Linked DNA regions of Homo sapiens: all the other regions are linked to region 1. A link is an interaction called in ENCODE POLR2A ChIA-PET data of the cell type or tissue named here. Cell type or tissue: IMR-90. All regions are shown on one strand. Each heading gives the region's core, and the rest is flanking DNA. Links, peaks and the distances in the headings are about the cores only. Region 1 holds the start of LOC124902248 (a long non-coding RNA gene). Region 2 overlaps LPAR1 (lysophosphatidic acid receptor 1). Region 3 overlaps MUSK (muscle associated receptor tyrosine kinase).

Region 1 (5,761 bases), core at 494-5,493:
AATGGATTTAAAGTTTATTCTTGTTTTTCTTTGCTGCCATTTGGTCTTTGCAATGTTAAGAGTGAAGGCATTCAGGACTTGCTGCTGCCTGCTGTCTGGGGCCTGAGGTTGTGGCTCTCCGCTTCTGCTCTCCTCTCTTCATTTTTGTTGAAATCCGTGGATTTTTTCATAAATGTGGGTGCTGGCTTGTTTCACTATGGACGCGTCGTTTCCTATGGGGTTAGATAGATATTGGTAAACATAAATATTGAAAATGTGATGATCACATATTGATGATCACAGCGAAATCCTCTATTCCTTCAGGCTCTAACAGTTTGTTTTTCACGTATTTGCATAAGTGTGTTTGCTCAGCTAAGCATAATTGGTAAGCCAGAGGTCTGTGATTCAGAGTCTGCAGTTCTGGTTAAGGGGAGACTGTACACTTGGAAAATGCGAAGTTTTTTAAGAAGTTATTCCCTTGCCGGATAGAAGAGTGGGTCCCAAGGAAAAAGGGTGTATTTTAGAGGTATGGTTATTTGAACCAAACTAAACATCATTAAAATACACAGGGAGGTAGAATGTCACCTAGTTCTTTCTGCCCTTGATTTCCATATCCCAGTAGGAGCGAGTATAATTGCCCCAAATGCAAAATTATGAATAATAATCAGCATTGTAAGTATATTAAGGTTGCATTTTTTTCTTGATACTTGTCTGATTTGAGGATAAAAACACCAAGTGGCAAGAGAAGGAGGTAGCTTGAGGCAGGAAGGCACGGGCGAGGAGCGAGGAGGGAAGGCTGGGTTGTCATCATCCGAGCCCGCAAGGTACACCACGTCCCCTAGCGGCGCGACCTCAGCCAGTCGGGTCAGCTCAGATCCTGGTCTCCGTCTCCCCATCCGGAAAATGGAAGGGGTTGGTGATCGTTGCTGTTCCTTCCAGCTTCCCAAATAGCGAGAAACCGGTGGGAGGTTATCTTATTGTGTTAGAGCAGTAGGAAAAGGTAGGAGGGGGAAGTGAGAGGTCCAGAGGGCCAGGAAGATGGAAGAAAACAAGCAACAGAGGATGCTTGGAGGAGAAAAATTCTTGAGCTGGGAGCTCATTTCCTCTTTTTTTTTTTTTTTTCCTTTCCTCAAGGGACTCAATAATACTTCCCCCACCTCAGATCAATCTCTTGTTACCTTTATTATTTAAAGCTTGTGAGTTTGCTTAGCTAATGCACTAGGGTGAGGTCAAGGTGATCCTTGCAGTCTGACTTCTACTAGGCATCACTTGACTCATTTGCATCATTGTCTCTCAAGGGAACAGCTCCTGCCCAGGTCTGTGGGCACTCAGCATGGATTTCAGTCTCCCTGTGAGTGATGGGAAAGAACTAACAGAGGTAAGAATGTAAGTGGCAGCCCTTTCGAAACTTCTATTTTTGTTCAAACCTAATATTTTCCAAAAAGTGATTTGATTTTTTTGTTGTTTCAAATTATACCGTAGGCTGCAAGGTTTTACTGAATCTATTCCATTAGTGACCTACTGGAACGTTCAAAGAATAAAAATCTCACTTGCTCAGTGTTTTTGATACACAGTGACATTCAGTCTGAAGTAAGTGATATTTAGGGCCAAGAATCATTTCAAATGCTTAGTATGGAAAGTTGCAATCTGGGCAGAATACACTGTATCATTTTCACTGGGAAGCTCCAAGTATTCAGCAGATAACAGAACTTTCAGAATTTAGTTTGAGGTCAAGATTTTAATGTCTGTGTTTGATGTGTGGCCTGTCTTCCTTTTCTTTGATGTTTTGGTATCAATATGCCTACACCCTTGAGGAACATTATTTATTGTAAAAGCTGAACTGTGATGTAATAAAAACTTAAACATAAGCTCTTGGTTTAAAGTCCAATAGTCTTCTCTGGCCTTAAGTCAGCATCATACTACTGTTTGGTTTCTTATTTTTACATATCATGTTACCCTCTTATTTAAATATCCCGGGCCAGGTGTGGTGGCTTATGCCTGTAATCTCAACACTTTGGGAGGCTGAGGCAGGACGATCGCTTGAAGCCAGGAGTTTGAGACCAACCTGGGCAACATAGTGAGACTCTGTCTCTATAAAAAAAATAGAAACATTAGCTGGGTATGGTGGCATGTGCGTGTAGTCTCAGCTACTTGGGAGGCGGAGGAGGGAGGATGGCTTCAGCCCAGGATTCAAGGCTGCAGTGAGCTGTGATTGTGCCATTGCACTACAGCCTGGGTGACAGAGAGACTCTGTCTCTTAAAAAAAAAAATCTTAGGGAAAACTATTATGGATGTCTTAGAAAGTTGAGAGAAAAGGAGGTAATTCTATTTCAGCAAACAATTATTGAATTCCTTCCATGTGGTAGATGCAAGGATGGTGAAAAGGAAGCTCCAGAAAGAACTGCAACACAGGGGGGAAAGATGCAGTGAGCCTCACGGTTCATACCGAATATGTATATGCAGTGTTGTGTAACTGGGTGGTAGCTGTAGAGTCCAAGAACTTTGGCATGCCAGGGAATGGAGAATTACGTTTTGATTCAGGGGACGAATTTATAAATGTGGCTTGAAGAATAACATATCTTTTAAAAGATGAATGGTGGGGGAATGAAGACAAAGTGAGAGTGTGGGGTGATGAAGGCTGGAAAGTTACGAAGGGACAAATTGTGGGGGACCTCTGATGTTATTTTAAGGAGTTATGCTACATGGGGATAGGGAGGCAAGGAGGAAGTATTACATAACCTCAAGATGTGGAAAGACACTGAGTAACACATATTGGGGCAGAGTGAGGGGTGCGATGATGGATGGAGGACTGGGCTTTTATTCCATTACAATCCGTGTAACTTATGGCTGCTACGTTTTAAGACACTATTGCCTGTTTACTCAAATTATATAAAGGTTGTAGAATAAACTAATAAGTAGTTTCTTCCTCCCTACTCTCCGCAAATTGATAGTGCTTTATACTTTTGAGAAATTTAATTTAGTAAAAATTAATGATGCTATTGTGTTATAGCTGGACCTTGTGGAGCCTTTTGAACATGTGGGGTTGAAGTCATTCTGCAGGCACAGAGCTGTCCAAGAAAACATTTTTTTTCCCCTCTCTTTTTTGTTTAGGGAAGGGCTTGCTGGTTAATGCTAATTTAAACATGACTCTTCTGGCAGCTGGCATTCTTGACCCTGTTTATGTTATACATGGTATTTAACCACAGTGATTGGGTATTTGCAGCACAGAAGAAAAAGAATTATTATTAGTTTGAAACCGGCATTAATGCCTCTGTAAATGATAGGGCAAGGCAGTAGATGGAAGGAGAGAGGGAAGCCAAGTAGCACACTCGGTACTGCAGTGAGAGATGACATAACCATGAGAATTCTTTAAGTTTAACTTCCAGTAGAAGTAACTTGCTTTCTATATATTTTAAATCCCTAGAGCTAAAGCATTTAACTCATTATCTTCACTCTGTGGGATCCATTTGGGAGAGGTATTCAGGAGCTTTATAGGTTCACACTTGCTCCCCAGTACCTCTGTGTCACAGGAGGATATACACTGGTTTTCAGTTGCATGTCAGAGGTGGAACTGACTTGGATGTCTTTGAATTGCTGTTGAATCTGGAGATGCTAGGGTACCCAGGAGACAGACAGGAAAAAGAAGAGGCTGGGCACGGCGGCTCATGCCTGTAATCCCAGCACTTTGGGAGGCTGAGGCGGGTGGATCACCTGAGGTCAAGAGTTTGAGACCAGCCTGGCTAACATGGTGAAACCCTGTCTCTACTAAAAATACAAAAAATTAGCCAGGTGTGATGCTGGGCGCCTGTAATCCCAGCTACTCAGGAGGCTGAGGCAGAAGAATCACTTGAACCCAGGAGGGAGAGGTTGCAGTGAGCCAAGATTGTGCCATTGCACTCCAGCCTGGGCAGACAGAGTGAGACTCCATCTCAAAAAACTTAAGAAAAAGAAAAAGAAAAAGAAGGTGGCTGAATTTCTTTCAATTACCTTGTGAATTCAATTTAATGAATGATCTTCCCAGCAGTTTGTTTTATCTTCTGCAAGGGAACTTATGTTTGGCATGTTTAATAAATTAAGTTAATTAAGTTGGAGAAGCCCAAGGTTAGTATACTTTATTTTAGGATACATTTTTGGTAGGAGAGGAGGAGGGGTGGCATGGTGGTGGTGATGATTTTATTTAAACTCTTTGGCATTTTTTAGCAGGTTAGTATGATTTCAAAGTAGTGTTGTTGTTGTATTATCAACTTGTGGGGCTGGGCCAAAGAATATTGTCTTAATACTTGCATGTCCCTGTCATCTAATCAGTGCTATAGAAACTTTAACCCTGAAGTCCATGTAAAATTGTAATTATTTTTTTCCAGAAATGAAAGAGAACTATTTTACTACATTCATGGATTTAGGTTATAATTTATTTTATTTTTGTGATACTGTTTTAAAAAAGTGATATAATGACAGGGCAGACCCTTAACTTTAGTCCAGTGCTAAAACAAACGTGCAATAAGCCTGCATGAGGCAGGGCAAGCTGTGTTTGTTGTATTATGAAAATAAAGGAAAATGTTTTCAAAACCAGCATTTTTCTCTAAAAGAAAAAATTTTGACTAATAATACCTGGCCATGGGTGGGATTTCCAGCTGTTGGTTGAAGGAAATTTTGTTCATTATGGCCATTATGTGTGCTATGTCTCTTAGAGTTTAGGATTTGCTATGCTGAGATTGCTACTGTGAACCATTCCTGTTATAGCAAGTTTCCCTATATTCATTAACTTATGTGTCTAAACAATGCTCTAGATTAGACTTTATATCGATCTGTTCTACTAAATTTTCTTCCCCTATGCCTAGGTGGTTCTCTTTGACCAACCCTTAACTGCCCTGATTCTGAAATTCTGCTCTAATTGAAGGATATTCCTGGGTCTTTGGAGGGAGAAATGGTTCAGGGGCAGAGGAAACTTTTTTTCCCCCCATCTCAGGAGCACTTAACTGACTGCCTGCTATATACCAGGCTTTGTGCTAGTTTTACTAGGGGTGAGTGTGAATAAGGCAGGATTCCCACCCTCCAGGAGGAGCTTACACACGATTAACAGATAATTACAATTCAGTGTAACAAGTGTTATGAGAGAGAAGACTTTGCGGGAGCACCAAGCGGGGGCACTTGACCCTCAGCGGTGAGGTGGTGGAGGTCAGGGAATGCTCCTGGAAGGTTAGGATCTGGAAGGATCCTGGGAGATAAACCAAGCCTAGAAGAGGTAAAAAAGGGATCAAGAGGCTTTCTATCTCCAGTTTCGCTACTCCTGGGTAGGTCAAAGTGCCTCTCTTTTTACATCTGGAAAATAAGAATAAGAACTGATATCTGGTTGGTAATTCTAGTTTTCATTTACTATGTGTTCCTTAATCCTTTATATTACTCTTTCTTCCATATTCAGTAGGCATTTGTACCCACCCTGTACTGGGAAGATAGCACTGCAGGAAACAAGATGTGGACAGACCCCTTCTCTCATGGAGCTTGCCCTCTATCATATGACATTAGTAAGAGAAGTTCTTTTAGAATGCCTTCAAACTCAGGCATATGTATCTTGTTATTCTTCCATTTTAGGAACATTTTCTCCAAGGTAGTCTCAATACTTTGAGGTGAGTTGGCCTTTCCCTTTTAAGGAAGGAGACCACAGAGCCCGGTAATCTCCTTTTCATTTTATATGCTTGAAATATTTTGCTAGGATTTATCTGTTTTAAAGTCTAGAGATAGACATAGCTGTGTTTTATCTGTAGCCCTGCCTTGCTTCCATCTC
Region 2 (5,761 bases), core at 207-5,206, 49 kb after region 1:
GGTATAATTTTCTTTCTGTCTGATGAACTTCTTTTTAACATTTCTTATGGTCCAACGTCTGCTTATGATGAATTCTTTCACCTTTTGTATGTTTGAAAATGTTTTTATTTTACTTTCACCTCTGAACATTTTTTAATGTGTATAAAGTTCTAGATTGATAGTTCCCCCACTTCCCATTATTTTAAAGATGTTGATCACCTGTCTTTTTGCTTGGATTGTTTCTGATGAGAAATCTGCTGTCATTCTTATCCTTGTTCCTCTCTAGGTGTCTTTTTTTTTCTTTAATCCAGTAACTTTAAAGATTTTATTGTTATGGTTTTGTAAATTTGATTGTGCATTTTTCTTTGTTTCCTGTGCTCATGCTTCATTGAGCTTGTTGAGTCTGTGGGTTTATAGTGTTTATTTTTAGCCTTGTTTTTTCACTCTCCCTTTTTGCTTTGGGGACTCCAGTTACGTGTACAGTTGACCCACGAACAATGCAGATCCATTTATATGCATATTTTTTTCCAACCAAATGCAGATCAGAAATATAGTATTCATGGTATGCGAACCCCACAGGTATGGAGGGCCAACTTTATATATATATATATATATACATGTAGGTTCCACAGGGCTGTCTGTGGTGTAACTGCCCAATGGGTTCTCCTTACCTACTCCCCAGGTGGAACTGATTTATCAAGACAGGAGACTTGCAATAGCGAAAGAGTTTAATTCATGTAGAGCCAGCTGAATGGGTGACTGGAGTTTTATTACTCAAATCAGTCTCCCCCCAAATTTGGAGACTGAAGTTTTTAAAGAATAATTTCGTGAGTAGGGGGCCAGGGAGTAGGGAGTGTTATTGGTGGCACTGGAGATGAAATTATTGGGAGTTGAAATATTATATAAACATATATATTATATAAACATATGTATTATACAATTGAATATAATACCTATTATATATGCAATATATTATATAGAATAAACATAATAATTGAATAGATATATAATAGTTGAATTGCATGTAAATGTAGTTTTAATAACAAGGTTGCCAAGTACTGTATTACTGGATGCTTACATTGTTCCTAAAATTATCCTATCATACATGATATTGCATTAAGCATCCTTGTAGCAAATTCTTTGTCCTTTATATTTTTCCCATAGTATAAATTCCTAGTGGTGGAGTTACATGCCTTCTGATTCAGCACACTTTTTAGGATCTTGATGGAAACCATGCATATACACACATTTCCCTAATATTAGCATTCCAGAAAGGTTACAACAGTTTCACCTATACCAGAAATACATTTGAGCGCCTATTTTCCTACTTTGTATACAAACACATCAGAAAACCATCTTTCAAGGATAACTTTCTTATGTTGAGGCAGTTTTAAATCACAATCATTCAAGCACTCAGTATTGATTTTGATTCATTCTCCCAAAGGTGCTTGAATTTTAAGCTACTTGAAACCTTAAATAATGGAAGATGTCTCTGTTAAGAGAACTCTCTGCTGTTGAACACTGTTATTCAGGGCTGAATCACTTTACTTACCACAGCCACAGACTTCTATATTCTGACTAGCTATTTCGACACTTTGTTTCCACCCCCATTGGTCTCTTTTCTTCCCTAATTTTCTTCCCTTCACTTCATATATTCACATTCCTTCTATTTTAGGCCATTTGGGAATTACTTTTTTTTTTTAGAATAGTTAACTTTTTAAATTTTTGTTTTATTTTTAATTTTTGTGGAGACAGAGTTTCACTATATTGCCCTGGCTGGTCTCAAACTCCTGGGCTCAAGCAATCCTCCGGCCTTGGCCTCTCAAAGTGCTGGAATTACAGGCATGAGCCACCATACTTGGCTGAAAATTACTTCTCATGTTAGAAACATGCACTTACTCTTAGAATGAAATATTTTTCAAGACTCATCTGTGGTTGGAAGAGTCTAGCCTGCCCGAAGCTTGGTTATAGAGGTTGTAATTGTCCTTGTTCTGAAAACTACGGACTGAAAACACCCCAGCTTGGCACAGTGGCGCCCTCAGTAGAAATGTATCCACCCTATAGGGTGCTTCTCCTGTAAGTGGAAATCCTAATTCAAATTTATATCTGCATTGCTCTAGGTCCCTATGCAAATGGCTGAGGGTCATGGCATGCACACACAAAGAAGATCAAGAGTTTAGATGACTCTGGAAAGAAACAGGGCAGAATGAAGTCTGTCTCTTACCCAGAGTAGAGTTCTACTTTTCAAGAGGATTTTTTTCAGTCTTCTTTGTGGAATCCTCCTCATTTCCCCTTAAAATGTAGATCTCATTCCTTCTCTTCTTGCTCTCTGTCTTCATGAGTGATCACACTCCCTTGAGCTCAATTTTCTCCAACTCAGAAATCTGTAGTTCCAGGCCTTTCCTGATTTACTACTTCTAAGTAGAGATTTTCTCCCATTTTCTAAGCATTGTAACACAAACTAGCTTGACCTTGAGGCTAAACAGTTTGGCCAATATATCCTTTGCCTTCATAGTGACACTTATTCTAAGATAGTAATCTCCATAATTTGAATTTTACAATTCTTGGTTATTTTGGTAAGTGTCAGGATAGCATTCCTCTCCATCAGGACCACTTCTAAAGTGAAAACTATACAGCTGGGAATACAGTCTTTGAAATTAAGACAGTGTTTACTTATATAAGTTTTGGCCAGTTTCTCCAGCTTCTAGAATACCTGACCTGGCCCATCATGACCTGATAAAATACATGTAAAAAGGCGCAATTGTGTTAATTGTGTTTCTCTCTCTGCAGTCAGTGTGCGCAGGATGGGCTAGTTGTATTTCTTCCTTGGAATGCGTTAGCTCTGTGCCCTGTAGAAAAAATGATAGACTTTTAGACCAATTTGAAAATAAAAGATCTAATTGAAAAGCTGGAGAAGCAAATGAAAAGACTGATCTTATTTGTGGAAAAGGATTTATGAACATGAAATATATTGTATCCTGTGAGTACACTGAAGCAAGATCTTAGGGCTGACACTTTGAGGAAGAGAGGAAAGTAGCCACAGAGAGAGGAAAGCAGCCTGTAGCCACAGGTGGCGATGGTATTTTAAAACAAAACATAAGGTAGTCATTTGGTTTCTCAAATGCATTTCTGATTTCTTTGTTCTGAATCTGCATGTGAAGCAAATGAACCCATAGCCTCCTTCATCCCAGCTGAACCATTTGCTTCACTGTCAGTGAAGGGGGTAGAGTCAGTGGTAGGGATAAGTAACCCAGATAAAAAGTTTAGCATGGCCATGTCTCTGTCATCCTGTTTTCCCCTTTCCTTTTTCTTTTTGATTCTTTAAAACGGAAATTCTGATTTTATCAACTTTAGAAATGAAACAGTATTGATTGGCTCCTTTCTCAAAAGGTGAAGAATGTTCTCCTTTTTCTTGTGATTTTCTGGAGTTTTCATCTTAGCTTATTAGTTACACGTATTTCAACTGTATAGCTTTTTTTTTTTCCTATTAGTTAAAACTGCATTCTTTTTTTTTTGTCACCGTTACTATCACAGGTATTCTGTGCTTATCTGGATTGACAAGCTGCTCTTGCCAAAGGTTTCCTGAGCACATTATTTTGATTTGTCATATGAGTAGTTGTATTATGTGTTTGAACAAATTTTTCAGGGAGAAATATATCTTAATTATACCATATGATCCAGCAATCTCACTGCTAAGTATATACCCAAAAGAAAGAAAATCAGCATATTGAAGAGGTATCTTCACTCTCATGTTTATTGCAGCACTGTTCACAATAGCCAAGATTTGGAAGCAGCCTAAGTGTCCATTAACAGAAAAATGGATAAAGAAAATGTGGTACTTATACACAATGGAGTATTATTCAGCCAGAAAAGGAATAAGATCTTGTCATTTGCAACAACATGGATGGAACTGGAGGTCACTGTGTTAAGTGAAGTAAGCTAGTCACAGATAAACTTTGCATGTTCTTATTTGTAGGAACTAAAAAAATTAATTGAACATATGGAGACAGAGAATAGAAGGATAGTTACGAGGGGCTAGGAAGGTGGGTTGGTTAATGGGTACAGAAATATAGTTAAATAGAATGAATAAGATCTAGTATTTGGTAGCATAACAGGGTAAATTTATTGTACATTTTATAATAGTTAAAAGAGTATAGTTGGATTATTGGATTGTTTGTAACACAAAGAAAGGATAAGTGCTTGAGGTGATGCGTACCCATTTACCATGATGTGACTATTACATATTGCATGCCTGCATCAGAATATCCCATATACCCCACAAATATATACACCTACTATGTACCCACAAAAATTAAAAATAAAAATATTAAAAGTGGCTTGTTTTTGTTATTGCAGGTAAACAAAGGCTTGATTGGCTGTAGAATTTTTGAGTCGTTCCATATTTCTGACAAAATCTTGAAATTTATTCCTTCATCTTATTTGTTGGGGTGAGGTTAATGGCTGTGTCCAGCCCATTTTTTTCCCATTATGATTTGATTTATTTTCCCCATTTGATTTTTTTAATGGGATTTCTTTTAATTTTTAAAGCTTATTAACTTAAACCTGTTTTGCACTTATCATTTACTTCATAGTTTTCCTGGAATTTGTCACACTTTTTTAAATTATGGTAAAATACACATAACATAAAATTTACCCTCTTAACCATTTAAATGTACAGTTCAGTAGTGTTAAGTATATTCAGACTGTTGTGCAACCAATCTCCAGAACTCTTTTCGTCTTGTAAAACTGAAACCCCGTACCCATTACACAGCAATTTCTCATTCATCCCTCTCCCCCAGTCCCTGGCAAGTACTACTGTACTTTGTCTCTATTAATTTGACTATTAGCTACCTTATATATGTGGAGTATTTGTCCTTTTTTGACTGGCTTATTTCACTTAGCATAATGTCTTCAGGGTTCATCCATGTCATAGCATATGCCAGAATATCCTTTTGAAGGCTGGATGATAAGCCATTGTATGTATATACCAATTTAGTTTATGTCTGTTCATCTGTTGTTGAAAACTTGGGTTGCTTCTACCTCTTGGCTCTTGTAGATAGTGCTGCTACAAACATGGGTATACAAATATCTCTTTGAAAGATCATTAACAGTTATTTTGGATATATACCCAGAGGTGGGATTGCTAAATCATATGGTAATCCTATTTTAATTTTTTTGAGGAACCTCTATACTGTTTTCCATAGTGATTGTACCATTTTTGGTCCCACCAGCAGTGCTGGGTTCCAGTTTGTTCACATCCTTGCTAATACTTCTTTTCTTTTTTTGATAATGGCTATCTTAATGGGTGTCAGATGTTATCTTACTATTTTGATTTGCATTTGCATTTTACTGATGATTAGTGATGTTGAGCATCTCTTCATGTTTGGCCGTGTGTGTGTGTGTGTGTGTGTGTGTGTGTGTGTGTATGTGTATATACATTTTTGTAGAAGTGTCTACTCAAGTCTTTTGCCCAATTTTTAAGTTGTTTGTTGGTTTGTTGTTTTTGATTTTGAGTTGTAGGAGTTAGGAAAGTTTACTTTTATTGCTAAGTAACTTCTGTTCCACTTATTTTTGTCAAGTATGCCGATTATGTTGAATCTTTATGTCCTGCGATTTATATCCATAATTTCTTTTTAAATTTTTTTATTTTTATTTTTTATTATTATACTTTAAGTTCTGGGGTACATGTGCACAACATGCAGGTTTGTTACATAAGTATACATGTGCCATGTTGGTTTGCTGCATCCATCAACTCGTCATTTACATTAGGTATTTCTCCTAA
Region 3 (5,761 bases), core at 419-5,418, 230 kb after region 1:
TTTGGTAGTTAAGTAGAAGATTGATATGATTCGCCCAAAAAGTTTATTCCTAGAAGACAAGGATATCGCTACATTAGGAAATAAATTCATACAATTGAACATATTAACAAATCCATTAGGGAAAAAAGCCACAATCATCTGAATGGACGGAAAAGTCAACATTCTTTTCTGATTGATAAAACCTACAATAAAAGACAAATAGAAGTCTATATTTTTAACATGATAAAAGTAGTTGAAACATATATCACAAAATTTAACTCCTTAATATATAAAGTGCTCTTACAAAGCAACAAGAAAAAGATATACCCAGTAGAAAAATAATAGTAGGAGGCAAATCACCAATCAAGTATCCTCAAAACATTAAACAATGTTCAATTTTATTAGTATTTAAAGAAGTGTAAATATAAGCTATGAAATAACTTTAAGCTATTAGCTATTATATTGGCAATGATTAAAATGCTATACTCAGTATTGGTGAGACTGAAATAAATGGGCTGTCTTATCTGACTAGGAGAGGTACATGTTAATAAAATAATTCAGGAAGGTAATTTTTTAATATATTTAAAAAGTATTAAAAGTGCATTTATCCTTTAATCTAGAAATTTCACTTCTAGGAGTTATAGCTAAAGAAATCACTTAAGATAAATGCTTACAAAATTTAGCAACAGGATGATCCAAACATTACATTTTATAATGGAAAAATAGAAATAAACCAAATGTCTAACAGTAGAATAGTTATGTCAATTACGATAAATCTGTATAATACTATTCAACCATCAAAATTAATGTTGCACATGAATACTTGTTCATGTAGAAGATGTTTAAGATATATTAAGTGATAAAAGCAAGGCTTGAAGTAATGTAGCAGTATGATCTTATTTTTGTTTAAATTATCTATCTATCTCTCTCTATGTATCATCTATCTATCTATTTACCTACCAACCTACTTACCTACCTGTCTATCTGAAAAAGCCTGGAAGAATATTATGATGTTAATGTTAATTACCTCTGGTTGGTGTTTTTTCATTTTTATTATTGTCTATTATGATTATACATATTATTGTATATTATTGCATATTATTTTTCTTTTCAAACATAATATATTACTTTTATAAGAAAATAAGTAAATGTTATTTTAAGGTAAAGTAAGTAGATGTGATCTCTTGTGTAAAGTATGAAAAAGGCTTAATAGGCTTTTTACAAGATAAATCCCATAATTCGATTAGAAAATGAACACAGCAGAAAAATGGGCTGTAGACAATTGCCAAAATAAAAACTGTTAATGACCTAGGAACAAGAAACATTCAACCTGACTAGTAATTTAAAAAATAAAATTAAAAAGAGGTTCTCTTTTTCTATAACCAAAGAGACAAAAGATTTCTAAAAAACAGAAAATTATCTATGAAAGCAAATGTTTAGGGCTATGAGATCTCTTGTACAATGTAGAAGTGGCAGTAATATTTCTGCAGAATATGAAACCACATAACAGAAGTGTTAATATTGTACATGCCATTTGGTCCAGACATTTCCTTTCTCTGAATTTTCATAAAAAGAAATGTGGACATGAACAAATAAGGATGTTAATTACAGCATTTTTTATAATGATAAAAATTGGAAAAAACCTAAATGTTCAAAAATACAAGATTGATTAGCTAAATTACAGTATATGAATAAAATAGAATATTATTCCAAAATTGGGTTTTTAGAAGAATATTTAATGACGTGGAACAGGTTCGTAATATACTGTAAAATGAAAAGAAAGTGTTCTTTTTCTGCTCTACCACGATAGCAGAGAATATGTTTTTGGGTGTCATGTGAAAAATACTCTGGTATCTTACCATGTTTGGTATTTGATCACTAAAAATGACTGCTGGTGCCTTACTGATATCTGTCCTGGCACTTGGTAACAGTGACACTGTGAGTGTCTCTCTTTTGTCTACCTTTTTGAATGTATATGATGATTCTACCATGAAAAAAAATCTTATTTAAAAAAGTAAACAATATTGGTGAATAATGCATCTATACTCCTGTGATTCAGAACATTAGATCGAGCACTTAGGGAATAAGTCAGTGATCTTAACTTGAAAATGTAATTAGAACTCATGAAAAAATAAACATGTCACCTATTAGATGTTATGATTAACTTAAATTGATAATGCTGAAATATACTTTTTTTGCTATTCATTAAAAAGACTTAGGAAGTTAATAGAATAAAATATAGATATAGAGTGTGCTTGAAACGACATGCAAATTACAAATCACTTCCACAGAGTTACTGAGGTTCAGTTATTGCTTCTATCATGTACAGAGGCTCTACAGTATAGTGGTTGAGAATTCGGCCTCTTTTGGTCAAAAAGTAGGCTCTGTTGCTGTGTGCACTCGGGCCAGTTGCACAATCTCTCTGTGACTGTTGGAGGCTGAGCTTGCAGTGAGCCAAGATCGTGCCACTGCACTCCAGCCTGGGCGACAGAGCGAGACTCCGTCTCAAAAACAAAACAAAACAAAGCAAAACTAAAATGTATATAATGATAGTACCAACATTACAGGGATGTTGTGAGGTTTAAGTTCATATATTTAAAGGCCTCAGAATACACATGGTAAGATTTCAATAAATGCTAGCTGATATTATAATTTTTATGATTACTGTTACTCTATTTTCTGTCAGCCTGACTTCTATGTCTGTCTTTTACAACAAAACTTTATCAGCGGAGAAAGCCCGAAGCTGTCTTTGAATTTTGCAGAGCATACATGAACCATCTAAAATAAGCCATGGATATCTATGCTCAAGTTCTAGACTTGCTGGTGGCCCTCTCCAACTTTTCTGCTTTGTTGGCATCTTGACTTTCTGCTTTAGACACACGCTGCAACTTTATTCTTTATTCAGTCATTTGGATTACAGTATCAATTTTGGACTTAGACTCATGATTTTTATCTGAAGCACTTCTTTAGGTCTCAGTCCTAAATGCTGACCTCGCTATTTATGAACCAGAACTGTGACTAAGGACCGCCTTACTGTCGTTGTATCCTACAGAATCTGTTCAGGTCTGAAATGAGAGGAAGGCCAGCTAATAGACAGGGTGGGCAACGGTAGAGGTTGAGTCATTGGCTCTTGGGTTGAAGGGAAGAGGATGTCAGCAGGAGGATTTTAGGAAGTAAAACTAATAGAAAACTGATGATGAAAGAGAGGGCAAAGTCTAGGAAAATTTCTACATTTTTGTCTTGGTTGCCTGGAGACACTATGAATAAGAAATGGCAGGTTTCCCACCAAAGATGTCAAGCTGTTACATGAGGCAGATTTGGGGATTTCAGGCAGAGTTTTCCAGCAGACAGCGAAAATCTACTTTCAAGAATTCACACCATTCCTCCAATGCCCTAACTACCAATTAGTCTGAATTAAGATAAGCTGGTATAGAGTAGACTGTTATTTTCTCTTCCCTGTTCGTTTTCAGGAGAATTTGGGTTCCTGCTATATCAGAAATAAACTCAGATCATGTATGGACTTAGATAAAGATGTATTGTGTGAGGATCCACTGAGAAAAAATCTGAACCCCCAGGAATCTGAGTTCCAGAGCTGCTGCTTTTTTTTTTAAATCATGAAATACAACAAAATCAGTTAATATGTCATGCACAAAGTTGTTAAGCAGAACGATATTAATTCTACAGCCAACTGAATTTGTTTCTAAAAGGAATAAAATGTCAGAATGCACAGAAATATCAGTTTTGAAATAACTCAGAGCCACAAGTGTATCTTGTGAAATCTCATATTATAAATTATGGTTTAAGAGATTTAAATAGACTCTAGTAATAATATTAATAGGTGAGAATGTTGAAATGTGTGGCTTCAAAGGCAAATGCAGGAAAAATAGTAATACTTTGCAAAAGGCATATACATATCAATCTACAATGGTATTTAAAATGTTATTATTTCTGCCAGAGTGTTTATTACATGAATGAAATAAAAGAAAAAAATAGCTTAATAACTAAAAAAGGACAGAAGTCCTGGAAAGAAGAAGAAATAAAGATTAAAGCAATGGAAAAGATACCAATACAATTTTTAAAGGAAAAGGTAAATCAGTAAGATACAAAAACTTGTTTCAAGAAAACTGGAGGAATAAAATAAGCAGACTTAATTCATGACAAATGCACAGAAAGGAAAAAAGGAGGGGCACAGGACAGAAAAGGGAACTCAGAGTTACAGGCTTGCTGATTTGCTGTTTCATTCCTTAGAAACCCTCTATCAATAAAATGTAACCACAACTCTGCAGAATACAAACAAATATAAAATTATGCATTAAATGCAAGAAAGATTTAATAAAACACTAAGACTCGTCTTTGGGGGGAGACAGAATGAGTGGCTTTTCCTTCTTTTTAGTTTTCTGTACTTCACCTAAGTGTCTTACATGACGATTAAGCTACTTTCACAATGGACAGGAATTAACTCAATTAAAAAATGAAGCTCTGAATCCCATTTCATATTAAAATTTAATACAGCAGAGCTTTACTCTGTGACCAGCTACTTTGGAAACTGAACAGGATGACATTCTTCCCTGTGCAGTGTGTATTACAAACCTTCATGAAGAAGAATAGTTGTCTCCATTATCTGACACATTTCCTAGCCTGTGTTTCCAATCACTGGCTTTCAATGGGTCCGTCTACCACATGGGTTTTGCACTGTCTTTGCTCTCCCTGGGAAGCAAACAACACACTACTCATGTTTACTCTTACTCTTTCCTATGTGGGTCTTGTTGGGCCTCTGGTGTAGGATTCCCCTGGCTCACAGAGTCTGAGAGGAAACTGCAGCATTTTATTTGAACGTCTTCAACCTTAGACACTCACAGTTCCCTCTGCCCTCTCACACATGCGTTCCAGAATTCGGTGAATACTGGTGAAACTGGGTCTGTCTGCAGGCAGCTTGCTCCAACATAGACGCATGAGATTGTACAGCTCCACGGGGCAGTTCTCAGGGCAGGAGAGGATGTTGCCATCTCGCACGTAGTAAATGACCTCCTCATGGGCCATCCCATAGTAGGGCTGCAGGCCATAGGAGAAGATCTCCCAGAGGACCACGCCATAGGCCCACACATCAGACTCTGTAGTGTAGCGGTTATAAAAAATGGACTCTGGTGGCATCCAACGGATAGGGATAGCGTCGTTTTCATTAGCTTTGTAGTAGTCTGCTGAGTAGATGTTCCTGGAGAGGCCAAAGTCGGCAATTTTCACCACCATGTTCTCGCCCACCAGGCAGTTCCTGGTGGCTAAATCTCGGTGAACAAACTTACGTTCTGAGAGGTAAGCCATGCCAGCTGCCACCTGCCTGGCAATGCAAAGCTGCTCAGCACAGGAGAGGGGTGGGGGCCCAGGGCTGGAGACCTGAGCCCTCATAGACAAGTCACTGTGACTGAGGCTGCACACGGTGTGAGGGGACATGCTGCGGAGGAACTCATTGAGGTCACCATAGGCCATGTATTCAAAGAGCAGGCACATTGGCTTCCCGACAGCACACACTCCTGGAACCAAAAGACCATCCCTGTTAGTCTCAGTTTCTACAATGAAACAATGGAAAGAGCACTCCAAAAGCAAACGACCATGTCAGAACATATGAAGCCCTGTTTTTTGTTGTTGTTGTCGTATGTTTGTTTTTTAATATTTGTATCCTTTTAATCACAACACAAAAGGAGTCTCAGCTAGGAAATGCACTCTGGGTAGTGGGGTTTCTGTCCCTTGGCTAAAGTTTTTGAGGACTTCCAGCAGAGCGCTGTTG

Evidence for each region. Peaks named below come from ENCODE experiments on the same cell type or tissue, not always from the same donor. Only the 100,000 strongest peaks of a DNase experiment are listed, where the experiment ranks them.
Region 2: POLR2A ChIA-PET joins it to region 1 with 5 read pairs; 3 of 35 experiments call an interaction of 5 or more read pairs at or near these places.
Region 3: POLR2A ChIA-PET joins it to region 1 with 11 read pairs; 1 of 35 experiments calls an interaction of 5 or more read pairs at or near these places.

What each region holds. Positions count from the first base shown.
Region 1 is chr9:111,031,718-111,037,478 of GRCh38, reverse strand. It overlaps LPAR1 (lysophosphatidic acid receptor 1), which reads left to right. Exons shown (of 6, transcript NM_001351411.2): 2 at 1,278-1,357. LOC124902248 (a long non-coding RNA gene) reads right to left here and starts at 551. Exons shown (of 2, transcript XR_007061732.1): 1 at 1-551. In IMR-90, for the core only: a CTCF peak has its summit at 828; DNase peaks (open chromatin) are centred at 818 and 3,148; H3K4me3 peaks cover 1,732 bases; H3K27ac peaks cover 3,160 bases.
Region 2 is chr9:110,982,505-110,988,265 of GRCh38, reverse strand. The region is part of intron 2 of LPAR1 (lysophosphatidic acid receptor 1); the gene reads left to right. Among named protein-coding and RNA genes, the nearest start is that of LPAR1, 53 kb to the left of the region's middle. In IMR-90, for the core only: no CTCF peak of the experiment used is centred there; no DNase peak of the experiment used is centred there.
Region 3 is chr9:110,800,052-110,805,812 of GRCh38, reverse strand. It overlaps MUSK (muscle associated receptor tyrosine kinase), which reads right to left. Exons shown (of 15, transcript NM_005592.4): 15 at 1-5,507. The coding sequence ends at 4,825. Among named protein-coding and RNA genes, the nearest start is that of MUSK, 130 kb to the right of the region's middle. In IMR-90, for the core only: no CTCF peak of the experiment used is centred there; a DNase peak (open chromatin) is centred at 3,252; H3K27ac peaks cover 2,629 bases.